3 separate regions of the Homo sapiens genome follow, and all the other regions are linked to region 1. The links are chromatin loops, found by intact Hi-C in ENCODE. Cell type or tissue: Calu3. All regions are shown on one strand.

The links. Hi-C counts contacts between places; a loop is a spot of excess contacts. Peaks named below come from ENCODE experiments on the same cell type or tissue, not always from the same donor. Only the 100,000 strongest peaks of a DNase experiment are listed, where the experiment ranks them.
Region 2: a loop joins it to region 1, with 10 times the contacts of the local background. A loop is called at or near these places in 2 of 110 quality-filtered maps.
Region 3: it touches region 1 in a loop (12-fold over the local background); 7 of 110 quality-filtered maps call a loop at or near these places.

The regions. Positions count from the first base shown.
Region 1 is chr5:99,318,356-99,323,355 of GRCh38, reverse strand. No RefSeq gene overlaps it. Among named protein-coding and RNA genes, the nearest start is that of LINC02113, 210 kb to the left of the region's middle. In Calu3, no CTCF peak of the experiment used is centred here; a DNase peak (open chromatin) is centred at 2,705.
Region 2 is chr5:99,167,429-99,172,428 of GRCh38, reverse strand. No RefSeq gene overlaps it. Among named protein-coding and RNA genes, the nearest start is that of CHD1, 240 kb to the right of the region's middle. In Calu3, a CTCF peak has its summit at 2,974 (motif pointing left); no DNase peak of the experiment used is centred here.
Region 3 is chr5:99,101,740-99,106,739 of GRCh38, reverse strand. No RefSeq gene overlaps it. Among named protein-coding and RNA genes, the nearest start is that of CHD1, 180 kb to the right of the region's middle. In Calu3, a CTCF peak has its summit at 1,986; no DNase peak of the experiment used is centred here.

The sequences.
Region 1 (5,000 bases):
TAAAAGAAAAATAGGAGAGGTGCAAGAGGAGTAAAAATCATCACCATTTTTAGATGATAGAGTTTTTTATATGGGAAGATCTAAAAGAATCAACTAATAAACTGGAAGAGTTTAGTAAGATGACTGTAGAAAAAATATTAGAAAATATATTGACAGCAAATTTCATAAACAAAAGCAATAGTAATGAAATTAAAAAATACACAAAAATGTAAAATAAATTTTTTTACAGTTTTGAATAAATGGTGGGAATATGCATTGATACTATATCTATGAAGAGGAATTTATCAAAATGTAAACTGCATACCCTTTGACTCACTAACTGTACTTCAAGGTGTTTACCCTGAAAACATATTTGTGCATAACTCAGATATATGTGTACAAGATTATTTCTGCGGCATTATTTATATTAGTGAGGGGAAAAGGACCTGTAAACAACATTAATGTTTTTCAAAACTAGGTTTAATAAAATATGAACATCCATAGAAAGGAAGACTATATACATCTATTAAAAAGAATAAGGTAGATTTGTTATTCTAATTTAGAAAATTCTCCAAGAGATAAAGCAAATGACAGAACAGTTTATATGTATTATCTCACAGGTATAAAATAAGATGTATCCATATGCTTGTATATATGCCTGGAAAAATTCTGGAAGGGTACACAAGGTAACTCCTGGGGAGTAGATGAAACTTGAGAGAGAGATGGGCACATTTTTCATAGTACTGCTTAAAAATTTTTATTACATGCATTGTTATTTTCAGAGAGATTAAAAAAAAATGTTGGCCAAGGTGGGCAGATCAACTGAGGTCAGGAGTTTGAGACCTGTCTGGCTAACATGGCAAAACCTCATCTCTACTAAAAATACAAAAATTAGCTGGCTGTGGTGGTACGTGCCTGTAATCCCAGATACTCGGGAGGCTGAGGCAGGAGAATTGCTTGAACCCGGGAGACAAAGGTTGCAGTGAGCCAAGATCTCGCCACTGCATTCCAGCCTAGGCAACAGAATGAGACTCCATCTCAAAAAAAAAAATAAAGTTAAGCACTGAAGCAAATATTATTCATTTTGCAAAAAGATGAAATGCCTTCATGACACTATTGCATTAGATTAGTGATCAAAATAAATATTAAATTTATCCAATGAGGATGTCCAGTATAAATAAATTATGCCAAGAAATCGTCCATGGGTTCTAAATTTTGTTGGCTGCATGACTATAGCAAACACATTAAAAGCATAATTAGCAAAACACTATCTCAAATTGCAATTTAAAAAAAGACAGAGGACTGCATCACAAACAAACGTGTATCATCTTTAAATTATAAAAAGGCTTTAGGAGACACTGGTATATAACATAGTTTAATGTCTTAAAAATGTCTTTTACATAGCATTTTAATGTATTTCTTTTATTACTTTTTAATAAATTGTTATTCACTCAAGACTCATGAGTTGCGAACTACTATGATTCTCATGCGCCCCAAATTTTATGAGTCCACTATTTGGTAGACCATCATCATAAGGCTGTATTCACACAGCTATTATCAGTACTTACTCTCCTGTATAGCTATTGTGCTAGTGAGAAAGTAAATGCCTAAAAATGACAGTGGTGCACTGTACATTGGAATGTAGTTGGTCAGCCAAAACATATGCTCTAAATTTGTCTAGATAAAAATGCGTTATTCTTCCTGTGCTATACTGCAAGCTAATTAATAATGAGACATTTCAGTGACTTGGAATCAGATATAGTTGACACTCTTCTAGTGATGTGGCATTGTAATAGCTTATTTATTGGAGGTAGTAATAAAGGCTATATAACAAAGCATAAACTGTTTTTCAGCTTGAGCTTAACCTATTTCTGATAAAGCTATGCAAAATTTTGTATGTGTTTTCCTTATTTACTCAAAAGACCCCATAAGATGCAATTATCTCAATTTTAGAGGAATGTTAAAGACAGATGATTATCTAATAATCTGGAGAATGCCCATAAAAAGGTAAAGAATATCTAGGTACCTTTAACATCTTATGAATGAGGTTCCTATAAAGGTAATTTTTTTCATATGAAATTTTTACTTGAACTGATCATTTGTACAGAAATTGCTCAATAAGATTTTGAAGAACAATCATTGCCATGAATTGAAACATTCGAATTGGATTTTTTAAAGCCCATGATTGTATTACGTGAATTTACTATAAAATAGTTAGAAAAAAAATTTTCAGAGCGATACAAACAGTAGACTCATGTATTTCAGAAAACCTGCCAAGCAAGGTAAATTATCTTTGATGTAAAAGCTATCTTACCCATAATTCTTCACATTTGCCTATAACATAAAAAATGATTTCTTAATGGGCTAGGTAAATCTGAGTAGAATATATATTACTTGTAGTTGACAATTTTGAGGTGCTACTTCTTTCCCAGAACTATTCTCTTTTCTCAGATTGTAAATATGTTTATTTTGCTTATGTGTATCTTTGCCACTTGCATGCCTAGAATTTCTCAATAGTAACCTTAAAACATTTTTATTTAAAATGATTTATACATACCGTGTTATAAGCACATATGCAGATCAGATTTGCCTATCCCCTTTTAGCGTGATGCATGCTGGGACCACATAATCATAGGCTGGCAAAGAGAGAGCAAAATCTGGAACTGGGAGAAGCAGTTATAACAATTGCCCATAGGCTGGGTATCTGCGAAGTCTCAGGCAAAATGCCAGCAGATGGCAATCTTAAGCAAGGCTTAGGTGGATTTTTTTAAGAGGCTGCAGTAGCAGGGAGTTTAATCTGACCAAAAGAGAAGAATTATGTGGGAGAAAATGCAGTAAGACTTCCACAAATTCCTTCTTTGGCAGAACACCGGCCTGTTACCAGAAGTTCAGGATATAATGGCCTACGTCTCCCCAAAAGGGACTTACAAGCATTCAGGAGGGTTTAAGGATATAAGAAAAGTGGTACAAAAACAGACATATAGACCAATGTAACAGAATACAGAACCCAGAAATAAGACCACACACCTATAGCTATCTGATCTTCAACAAACCTGACAAAATCAAGCAATGGGGAAGGGATTCCCTATTTAATAAATGGTGCTGGGACAGCTGACTAGCCATATACAGAAGATTGAAACTGGACCCCCTTCCTTACACCATATACAAAAATCAACTCAAGATGTATTAAAGACTTAAATTTAAAACCCAAAACTATAAAAACCCTGGAAGACAACATAGGCAATACCATTCAGGACATAGGAACAGGCAAAGATTTCATGACAAGGATGCCAAAAGCAACTGCAAAAAAGGAAAAATTGACAAATGGGATCTAATTAAACTAAAGATCTTCTGCACAGCAAAAGAGACTATCAACAGAGTAAACAGACAACCTACAAATGGGAGAAAATTTTTGCAAACTATGCATCTGGCAAGGGTGTAATATTCAGCATCTATAAGAAACTTAAACAAATTTACAAGGAAAAAAAAACATTAAAACGTGGCCAAAGGACATGAACAGACACTTTTCAAAAGAAGACATACATGCAGCCAACAATCCTATGAAAAAAAAAGCTCAACATCACTAATCATTAGAGAAGTGCAAATCAAAACGGCAATGAGATATCATCTTGCACCAGTCAGAATGGCTATTATTAAAAGTCAAAAAATGACAGATGCTGGCAAGGTTGTGAAGAAAAAGAAACACTCATACACTGTTGGTGGGAGCATAAATTAGTTCAACCATTGTGACAGTGTGGCGATTCCTCAAAGATCAAAAGACAGAAATACCATTCAAGTCAACAATCCATTACTGAGTATATACCCAAAGGAATATAAACCATTCTATTATAAAGACACATGCACACATATGCTCATTGCAGCACTATTTGCAATAGCAAAGACATGGAGTCAACCCAAATGCCCATCAATGATAGGCTGGATACAGAAAATGTGGTACATATACACCATGAAATACTATACAGCCATAAAAAAGAATGCAGTCATGTCTTTCACAGGAATGTGGATGAAACTGGAGGCAATTATCCTTAGCAAACTAATGCAGGAGCAGAAAAACAAATACTACACATTAATTAGGAGCTAAATGATGAGAACACATGGACACGTAGAGGGAAACAACACACACTAGAGCCTATTGGAGGGTGGAGGGTGGGAGGAGGGAGAGGATTAGGAAAAATAACTAATGGTTACTAGGCTTAATATCTGGGCGATGAAATAATCTGTACAACAAACATCCATGACACAAGTTTACCTATATAACAAACCTGCACATGTACCCCAGAATTTAAAATAAAAGTTTAAAAAGGAGTTTACTGCAAACATCTGAATGAATCTCATTAACATAACATTGAGTGAAAGAAATTAGACACAAATGACTCCACACTGTATAATTCTAGATGTGTAGAGGACAAAAGCAAGCAAACTAATCAATGCTATTAGCATTGGGGGAATAGTGAATGGAAGGATGCACAGGAGAGGTTTCAGAGACTGGTGATATATTGAGTCTTAATTTGGTGCTGGTTACTCAGATGTGTTAAAATTGTGAAAATTAATATATGATATGAATTTTTCTGAATGTTATATGTCAAAAATGACATTTTAATTTTATTTTTTATTTTTCAATAGTCTTAATTTTCGATTGACAAATGATAATTGTATGTATTACATATTTCTGGAGTACTATCCGGTGTTTTGATACATGTTTACATGGTAGATGTTTAAATCAATCTAATGGACAAATTTAAAAAAAGAATGAAATCATGTCCCTTACAGCAACATGGTTATGGCTAGAGGCCATTATCCTAAGTGACCTAATGCAAGAACAGAAAACCAAATACCACATGTTCTTACTTATACGTAGAGCTAAACATTCTGTACATACGGACATAAAGACAGGAGCAATAGACACTGGGCGCTGGGGACTACTAAGAGCGGGAGGATTGTAGGGTCTTGAAGCCTGAAAAACTGCCTCTTGGGTACTATGTTCACTATATGGGTGCTGA
Region 2 (5,000 bases), 150 kb after region 1:
TTGAAAACACATCCCTGACTACACTTTCTGTCTTTTCTCTCATATAAGTGAAATTTAAAAGTAACTAAAAACACTAATCACCTACAATGAAAATACTAAACATGTATTGAATTCATAGAGAAGCATGCATAGGACAAAACTAATGGAGAAATATCTTGATGTCATGAACCATTGTTCGTGATATGAAGATAGCAACGTCATCTCCTGTAGGAGACAAACCTAAGGTGGGCAACAGCTCATAGCCAGGGGAACTCTGTAGGGCCAATGAAACCCTGTTGATTCTAAGCCTTTTTTCCCAATATGAAAAGATATTTTTCTACGAATTATGAGACACATAAACAGTGGAAGATATGTTCCAACTGTACTAGACCAAACTTATTGAATTCTTCCTGGAAGTTAGCCAGATGTTAAAAGCACCCATATGGCCTGATGATTAACTGCCATCCAGAGAAGCAATTGTGCAGAACCTCAAGAGAATGGGTTCATCTGATTGGATGACCTGATTTCCTTTTGGGCTAGCAAGTCTTTCAGTAGCTAGACAAGACCTTCAGCCCATCTGCTGGATATTTCCCTGCAAATTCCAAGGAAAGCAGTTCTCAAAGGCTTAGTACAAACTAGGGAATCATTAAAGAGCCTCTGCAACTGCAAGACAAAATTTATCACCAAACTATGCCTTTACATTTTTCCTTTTCATACAATTTTATTTTTTCCTGAGTGATTTATTTAACTTATTAAACTAGATCAGGTCTTTCCTAGGCACAGAATTATAAAACATCAGGAACTACCTGCTGTAATGATTCCTTGTCTCCAGCAGGACTTTTGACATTTCCATAATAGTTTAAATAAATGCCACTTGATTGTTGAGGACCTGCCTTTATGTTTGCCAGATGTGAATGTGTCTTTATTAGTGCAAGCAAATCAACCAAACCAAAATTTTAATCTGTCTAATCAGCTACAGTTCTTTACATAATTCAAACAAACATTCAAGCTCTAAGAATACTAGTGTTCCTGTATTTCTGACCAAACAAACATCTGGATCTTAACCTGAATTATTAAAACAAAATATAGACACAGAATACAGTTTTTGAATGCTGTAGAGATTGAGGAAACCGTGGCCTGCAGGCCAAACCAGGTCTACTGCCTATTTTTGTATAGCCTACTAAGAATTTTTTTACATATTTAAATGGTTACTTGTAAATAGTTATAAAAGTACCTACATAATATCCTCATTTTTGTCTGTTGGCCTAGAAAGATTAAAACATTAACTATAGGGCCTTTACAAAATAGTTTGCTGACCTCTGCTATAGAACATCAAAGTTTATATTAGAAAGCTGTCTTTGGCTCTATGACTTTATTCCTGAGTGCTACAGCTGTAAAATCCATGCAAAATACACCCAGACTAGCAGCTATACAGCCTAAAACTACTGATTTCAAAGTCCCTGCAAAACAAATTACAGGCCTTCTAATCGGAGAAAATCCATGCTCATTCTACCTAGAGGCCAATATAATGAAAAATCACCAAGTAGTACGTGGACTCCATCGCTCTCAAATTCTTAAAGATTCAGTTATACTTATTTTTATTCTCCAGGACTAGATTCTGTAATAGGTCCTCTTAATAATTGATTTCTGTGAACTCCTTTTTCTATGGTTTATCAATGTAGGAAGTGGGGAAAGGAGACAGATGATTATCATGACATCCAAGCAACTCTCTCTGGTCATGATTATTAGAACCATGTTTTGTTGCTCCTTTCCTATGTCTTATCAGCCATGAGCTTTTAGGCTTATACTCAAAGGTATTATCATTTGATATTTCTTCCTAGCCCAGTATCCCAAAAAATCCATTGATTTTTATCTAGTTTTTATAAAGGACCAAACACTTTTTTATTTTTATTGTGAATTTTGGTTTGCTTTCTTAATAGATACCACTTTTGCAAGAGTACAAGACCTGTCTTGAATTGTTTAGCTAATAAAAACAAGAGCTATAATTAAAACAGCACAAAAACAACCTGGGATATGATAGGTAGAATTGCTCCAGACATACATACAGGCCATATCATTTAAAGTGTTGAGCAGAACCAGGATTTAAACTCTACACTGATGTCAGGTAGAATGTTAAAAATAGAATCAAATTGAATTATCCAACTCCCTAACACATACATATCCTAATAACTTATATTAGTAACAAGACACAGTGATGTTTACAATTCATATTCAATTTGGAGCTTAAAATATTTAAAAATTGAAGCAAATTATATGACGATGAAGCCTAAAATGTAGGACCACTAGGAAAATCTGGGCCTGTTTTATATGCATAATGAAGAGATGACCTTCAAAAAAGAAACAGAATATATTAAATCTAACAAGATAACATTATTTAGAAAATACTTGAATATGTGTAACTGCTTTCATGCCCTTGGGAAAAAATGTAAATACAACGTAGGGCAATCAAACCAATTTTGTTGCCATCTATGAGACAATCTCAACCTTACCAACATTAACTAGCCTAGATAGATACCAAATACAAGAAAATAAAACAAGATTTAAGATTCAAAAAGAAGTTTGAGACTTAGAATTGGCTGAAAGGTCACACATTTTATCACTATATGCTCATTTAATCAGCCACCAGTTTCTGAGCATGTGGAAGTGGTAATAGCAAATCTTTTCCAAGTGATCTCCTATATTTAGATGCTTTCTATTCCCTACATCAATAAAACAAAATGAGGAGAAAATCATTCAGGAAACAAGTTGCTCACACGGGCAAGTAAACTGTAAGAGACCTCATCAAACTTTAACCGCTATTTACTATTGAATTGCCAATGACACTTGGTGCCTCACATTCAATATTACACTTCATGGAATGTGTCCCTGTCTTTTGATAAGTGAAAAAGTAGTCATTAACCACAAAGAAACAATCAACTTGCCAACAGGGTGCTGCTCCGAATCTTAACAGGAAGAATTAAACATTCAAGTGGAAAATTTCACAAGATAAAAGGAAGAGTGCCACCTTCTGTTCTCCAAAGGAATGCTGGATTCATTTAAAAAATAAAAAATAAAAAGAAAGAAGAAAAAAGAAATAAAAGAAAAAGAAAATAACCAAGTCTTGAGCTCCAGCTGAGATTCTATTGAAATTATCTGAAATATTCCAAAAGAAAAAGGATTCTGCTTTAGAAAAATCATCCCCAAATCCTGAAAAATTATGTATTCAATAAAAGAAAGGTGATGACTGCCTTTCTTATACAAGTAACGTGATTCCATGTAACCCTATTTTTCTGTAAATAAAATACAACAGGACAATGTCTTTGTTTCCAGATCAGATAGTAGGAGACACCATTAGTGGTCTTTGCAACACCACTACATCACAGGTAAAGTTTCTACTTTATAAGAGTTCCCCTTCCTTAAGTTATCTGCTTTTTTCTTTGTTTGTGTGTTTTTTTAAATCAAAAAATATTCAATCCTATGAATAATAGGTACCACGTTTTCTGGAGTTCAAACTGATTCCTCAATTAAACACTGATGCTTATGATCAGAGCAGGTATATTTATCGTTATATTATGTAACCTGAAAGGGAAAAAATGCTTCACAGTGATTTTAATGAACCACTAAAAGATATTTCTTACACAGAAAAACACTCTTTTAAATATAGCTTTCTTAGTCTGTGTAATCATCAAGGTCATGAATGGGGTTTTTTACAAAAAGCTTTGAAAATAATTAGGTTGCTCTTTTGAAAATGAAACTTTGAATTTATGATATATGTGATATAATTATATTTGGCCACAAAAGAGTAAAGTGTGTGTTTATATCACCTGTATTTAATTACCTATACTCTCCCTTTAGCTGTGTGCTACTGTCTAGAAATAATAAACCATCATCTACAATTTTTAGCATTATTATATCTCAGTCTGCACTCAGATATCATTAATATTCAGGCCAGAATATCCATTGGCCATTGCCTGTGTGCTGCGCTATTGAGGTCCAGTGATCAAAATAATAAAGAACTGCGTGTTAACTGAAAGCAGAAAGTATTGGAATGCACTGCAGGTCAGAGAATAGCAAAAAGGGAGAAATAAAATGTTCAGTTTTGTTTACACTTATCATTGCAGAATGTGTACTTCTCCATGCACAGAGGATCATTCCAGGTAATGTTTTTAAGGGAATATTAATGTAAAAAGAAAAATACTGGAGAATTAGGGGATATCACAAATTCAAAGGCAAGCGTTAGTTTGTGGTTGCCTTTGTATGGAGACAGTTACTTCCATTCTCTTTGCAAAGTGGAATTCCTACATCAAACGCACTAAGATCTCTTTCTTAACCAAATCGTAATTTTAGGTTTTATAAAACTTAGCTTCAACATTGTCCTAAGTTCCTCAGTCTTGGTTTATGACAGCAAAAAGAATCAGAGAACTCAAGTGTACAAAAATGTATTTAGCATAATTTCTATAACTTTGACACCATATAATAGCTTAACATAATAATCCTGGCTTCATTTAAACATAGGGTTTATCTCCCAGTGCCCCCCTACTTAAAAAGTACAAATGATTCAAAAGAAAAAAATAAGAACTTTATTTAAGATACATACCCAAAGAGGATGAGAGAAGGCAACAGCAAAAAGAGAAGATAATTTTAAAAGCTATAAAGCTAAAGGACATGGAAAAATCTAAAACGCCCAGCAGTAACAGAATCTTTTTAAATTGTGGTCTAATCAAGCTATGGCACACTCTCACAGCAATGAAATGGATGAAATGGATTACAGCTACACACAACAGCATAAATGAACCTAATGATCGTAATATTCAGCAAAGAAGTAAGACCCAAATGATTATGTATAATCTATTTCCACTGATGTCAAGCTCAAAAAGGAGGCAAAACTAAAATATATTGCTTAGAGAGGCATTCATAGGCGGCAAAAAAAATACAAATGGAAGCAAGAAAGTTATTCACAAAAATATCGGGAGAGTGGTTGTTTTCAAAGGAGAGGGTAGTAAAATCACAATGGAATACAT
Region 3 (5,000 bases), 220 kb after region 1:
GGTTATATAGTATATAACAAGATCTAATTTGCATATAAAACAAATGTGTTTATTTGCAATATGTTATATAATAATTTTATCCTATTATAGTTTTCACTTTGGCAACAAATATACTTAGACACATTTATTACTATCCAGAGGTCTAAATAATGTTCATTGAAATCTTGGGCATAATAGAATGCCTCAAATAAATAGTAGCAAATGCAGAGCTTTATGACCAAAAAAGAAATAAATTAATAAATTAGATATACCTGAAAAACATATTTAATACACTGGAAAGATACTGTGCTGTGAACACGCAACTTTAGAATTAATAAAACACTGCACATACCCCAAACATCTTTATGTAAAACCAAAGCCTGTGATAACTAGCCCTGAAGACATTCATGCATACCTGTGCATATTATATCTTGCTGTAAGTGAAAATTAGTTACTCATATCATTTAGCACTATCTGAAAGCCTGTTTTTTAGAAAGAAAATAGGCACACTCAAGCAAGCAGATTATAGATAACAACAGAGTTCCTTTTGGTTATTCTTTATCTCCACTATTATAGGTCTTTCTCACTCAGTTCATTCTTGCTGGGTAAGGTACGAAGGGAAGTAAGATAAACAAGTCCTTTTCCAAAGATGTTCACTTGCTCTAAAAGCTATCATGAATTTAATTAAGTGCTACCCACCAATTCTCTGACCACTTTCTTAAAAAAAACCTTAAAAAGCTGCTTAGCTTTTATATAAATGTTTAGAGTGTCCCAGATCTACCTTTAAGAAAGGCCAAGAATGTCTCCCACATTCCCATTATTGGTTTGTCTGTGTTTGAATTCTAAAGACTCTCTAATTTTCAAGGCAGCCTGCCACCACCAAAGAGAAAGAGAGACAGAAGATAATATTAGGAAGAAAAAAAGGCAAACAACCTCAAGAAGAATTGAAAAGAATGAGAAGACAATTGCCTAGATGAGCCTTCCTTTTTCTTTTACTTTGAGATTATTTATCTCATCTTTACTCAGAATCTTTCCTTCCTTGTTATCTAATTTCCATTATATTTACTTTTGGCCATGAGATGATGTCTAGTTAATCTTCCTAGTATATACATCTATGTCAGGTCATTAAATTATATCCCTTGGCCTGCCCTGCCTAACACATTCCTCCACAAACACAATAACCTCAAAGTATTACTTAGATTGGGAAGCTAAGACCCAAAGAGATTGAGCTTTGGCCATTGTCTTAAATGTTTACTTCTTTGTTTGACGAAATATTGGGTTTTTTATATCTTGCACATATTGCCAATTAACCCTAACACAACACCAGTAAACTAGTAAGCTCTATCAAGAGAGACGCTCAAGTTTCTCTGGCGGTCATCCAATGAGTATTTCCTTTTAAGAGAAGTTTCAATGCTGTCTCAGTGTTAAGACAAAAAGAAACAGGAGGAGAAAGATTGGCAACTCAGAAATATTTTCTAAGTATCTCAGATAGCAACAACCTCATTAGTTATTTCTATTTCTGATTCTATTAAATCCTTTTTAAAATTTTAATGAAAAAACACAGTATTTAGGATTTTTGCCTAAAGAATGTCCTATATGAATCCTTTCATTTTATTTTTCTCCTAGAAGTAAAACAATAGTTCAAACTGAGAAAGGAACAGAAATGAGACCCATATATAATGGCTTTGTCTTCTCCTCAACATTCTTCACCTTTATCTGTTGAATTTTTCTGAAAACTACTGATTTAAAACATGTAACTTGCCCTTTTACTCCCTCATTCTTTTGTATCTGTATTTCTTTCAACACATTATACATTGTTGCACATATTAATTGTATTTTTTTAAAAAAATCTATGAGAATAAATGTATTTTTGATTTAAATATGTTCTTTTCCATCTCTAGTTTAAACCTGTAGGCGATGCATTGTGATTAGTTATCTGAAGTAAGCAAATGAGCCTTTGGAGCCAGCTCCTTATTCAACAGGGAGAGATTTTTCAGGACGGTGATAGAATTGATAAACTATGGGACTGAGGACCTCTGCTGGCTGTTTTGTGAAGTGATTTTTTTTTTTTTTTTTTTTTTTTATTTAACTGTGATGATGAAATTATCCTATTTAATCTAAATATTCCTTTTTACTGAGAATTCTTTAATTGCCATCCAAAAACCTTATTCATTGGTTCAGTCTCATTGTAAAAATCTGAGTCTTTAATTTCCACAACAGTTGCTTTACCTTTTGGAAAATAATACATGAAAGTTAATATTATTGGATGAAAATATCATTAATATTATTGTTTTAAAGCAAATTAAACTTGTTCATGAATAATGCCTTAATTTTTCTTTAAAGTGATAGCTGCATATAGATGGATAGCTAGATGGTAGATAGATAGATAGATACTGGTTTATGTGTAGAGTATAGACACATCATTACAGTATAGAACATAGAATTTAGTATAAAATCAAATAAAATGTTATGAGAATAACTACAGATATTTCTCACTTTTCAGAAACTAGAGTTTTTTCATATGTAATGTATACCTAGATAGCCTTGGAAGCCAGGTTTTATCTAAATGTCCTGTACAATTATTTTAAGCTTGAAACTGCAATTGCACTGATCACCTTTCACTCCACTTCACCACTACTACTCGCCTGTGCGTTAATTCTATTATTTATAAACTCATAGATTGTTATGACTGAAAGAGGCCTTATAAGTCACATAATCTAACCCTTTTATTTTACAAGTAAAATATCTGAGACTTATGGAGGTGAACAGCAGCCTCTGCCTGTTCTTGCCAAGTCAGGGTGAAATGAATAAATAACTCCCAAAAAATTCTCATGTTCCAGAGGGATATTGCCTCAATCAGGAGAAAGGAACAGCAGATTTGAAGCCCTGGGCTACAATAACCTAGTCTTGTTATGAATACAGGAAGACCTAATCCAAGCCTGATTCCAAGAATTCAAGCTGGTAGGAAGAAGTTTGGAGCCAGGGTCCAGAAGCAATGATAATTGTAACTGACATTATTGAGCACTAAACATATGCCAGACAGGCACAGTTCTAAGCACTTGATATTGGATAGCTCATGTAACAATCGCAGCAATCCTGTGAAATGGGTATGGTTGCTAGTACAATTGAGGAAACTGAGGCACAAAGGTTGAATATTTGAATCCCCCTTTATAGACCTTAAGGGACCATAGAACACTAGATTTTTAAATTCTGACTTAGTCTAACCTTCGCTGTTCACAGTTTATATGAAGTTATTTGTCTCACACTTCTGTACTCAAAGCAAAGATGCTGGCCTTGTAAATGCCAGTACTGTCCAATGAAGATGCTGGCCTTGTAAATGCCAGTACTGTCCAATGTTCTCACACGATGGCACACATAGAAAATCATATTGTATGGCACATGGGCATAAAAAGGGGAGCCTTCGCAAGACCAGAGGTGACCAGCTCCAAGAATTCAGCCTCCCAGACCTCACCAAACCTCCGAAAGAGTGTAAAGGAATCAATATCTAAAAACATCTATGCCAAATTCCTAGCTTACCAGTTGAGAAGCCCTGGCTCAGAGTCCTCCAATAAATAAAGTATAAATTGACCTTTTGGCTGGGCACAGTGGCTCGCACCTGTAATCCCAGCACTTTGGAAGGCCAGAACGGTGGATCACTTGAGCCAGCAGCTCCAGACCAGCCTGGCCAACTTGGTGAAATCCCATCTCTACAAAAAAATATGCAAAAATTAGCCATGTGTGGTGGCTCATGCCTGTAATCCCAGCTACTTGGGTGGCTGAGGCACGAGAATCTCATGAACCCTGGAGGCAGAGGTTACAGTGAGCTGAGATCGGGCCACTGCACTCCAGCCTCAGCGACAGAGCTAGACTCTGTCTCAATCAATCAACCAATCAATCAATAAACTGGCCTAGGATACTAGTGCTTAACTTTCCTTCCCACCGCTAGATCCACTTAAAATTCTTACTGCCTACTATTAGCGCCCACTTACTACAGATTTAAACCATCACCTCCCAAATCTTCAAAATGATAGTTACATGTATTAGTTATTGATTGCTGCATAACAGATTAATCCAAGCTTAGGCACTTAAAGGAGAAGTATTTATTATCTCACAGTTTGGGTGGGTCAAGAATTCAGGAGCAGCTTAGCTCAGTGGTTCTGGCTTAGGATGTCTCACGAGGCTGCAATCAAAGTGTCAGCTGGGGCTGCAGTTATCTGAGGCTTCACTAAGTCTGAAGGATCTGCCTCCAAGCTCAAGCACAGAGTTATTAGCAGGAAGCTTTAGCTCCTCACCACATGAGCCACCCATGTTCCTCATATAACATAGCTTTCCCCACAGCAAGTGATATGAGTAAGAAAGAAAGAACCCCAAATGGAAATTGCAATCTTTCTATCACCTAACCTCAGAAGAGACACTTCTGCTGTATTTTATTGTCACAGACCAGCTCAGATACTACGTGGGAAGGAACTACACACAGGGGTGTAAACACCAGGAGGTGGGGTCATTGAGTGTCATCTCAGAGACTGGCCACCACCCTAGTGTTCGACTGTCCACTTTGTTACAAGAACTTTAGGTTTGTATTTATGTCATTTAATTTTTACAACACTGATATAAATCTCTCCATTTTATGGCTGCAGAGACTAAGACCAAGGGCAGTTAATTGCTCAAGTTTACACAGGTAAGTGGCAGAAAAGAATGCCAAAACAAAGCCTATTTGTCTCAAGGCTCACATTCTTTTCAACTTTTTACTCTATTTCCATGCTATGCTTGTCTTTCCAAATCTCAATTCTCCTAGCCCCCAATTTCATATATATACCCCCCTTCACCTCCTTTTCAGTTCTGAACATCATTCTATATTTGGTCCATTCTTGCTGCCAATTCCAAACTCTCTAGTAACTTAGATCAACAGCACTTCCTTAAACATATTTAATTCCATCTCATTATGTATCAAAATATTATTGTAACTTTAGTAATAGCTGTTGGTAAAAATACTGTACAAGAAAAAGGTGTAAAAATGTTAC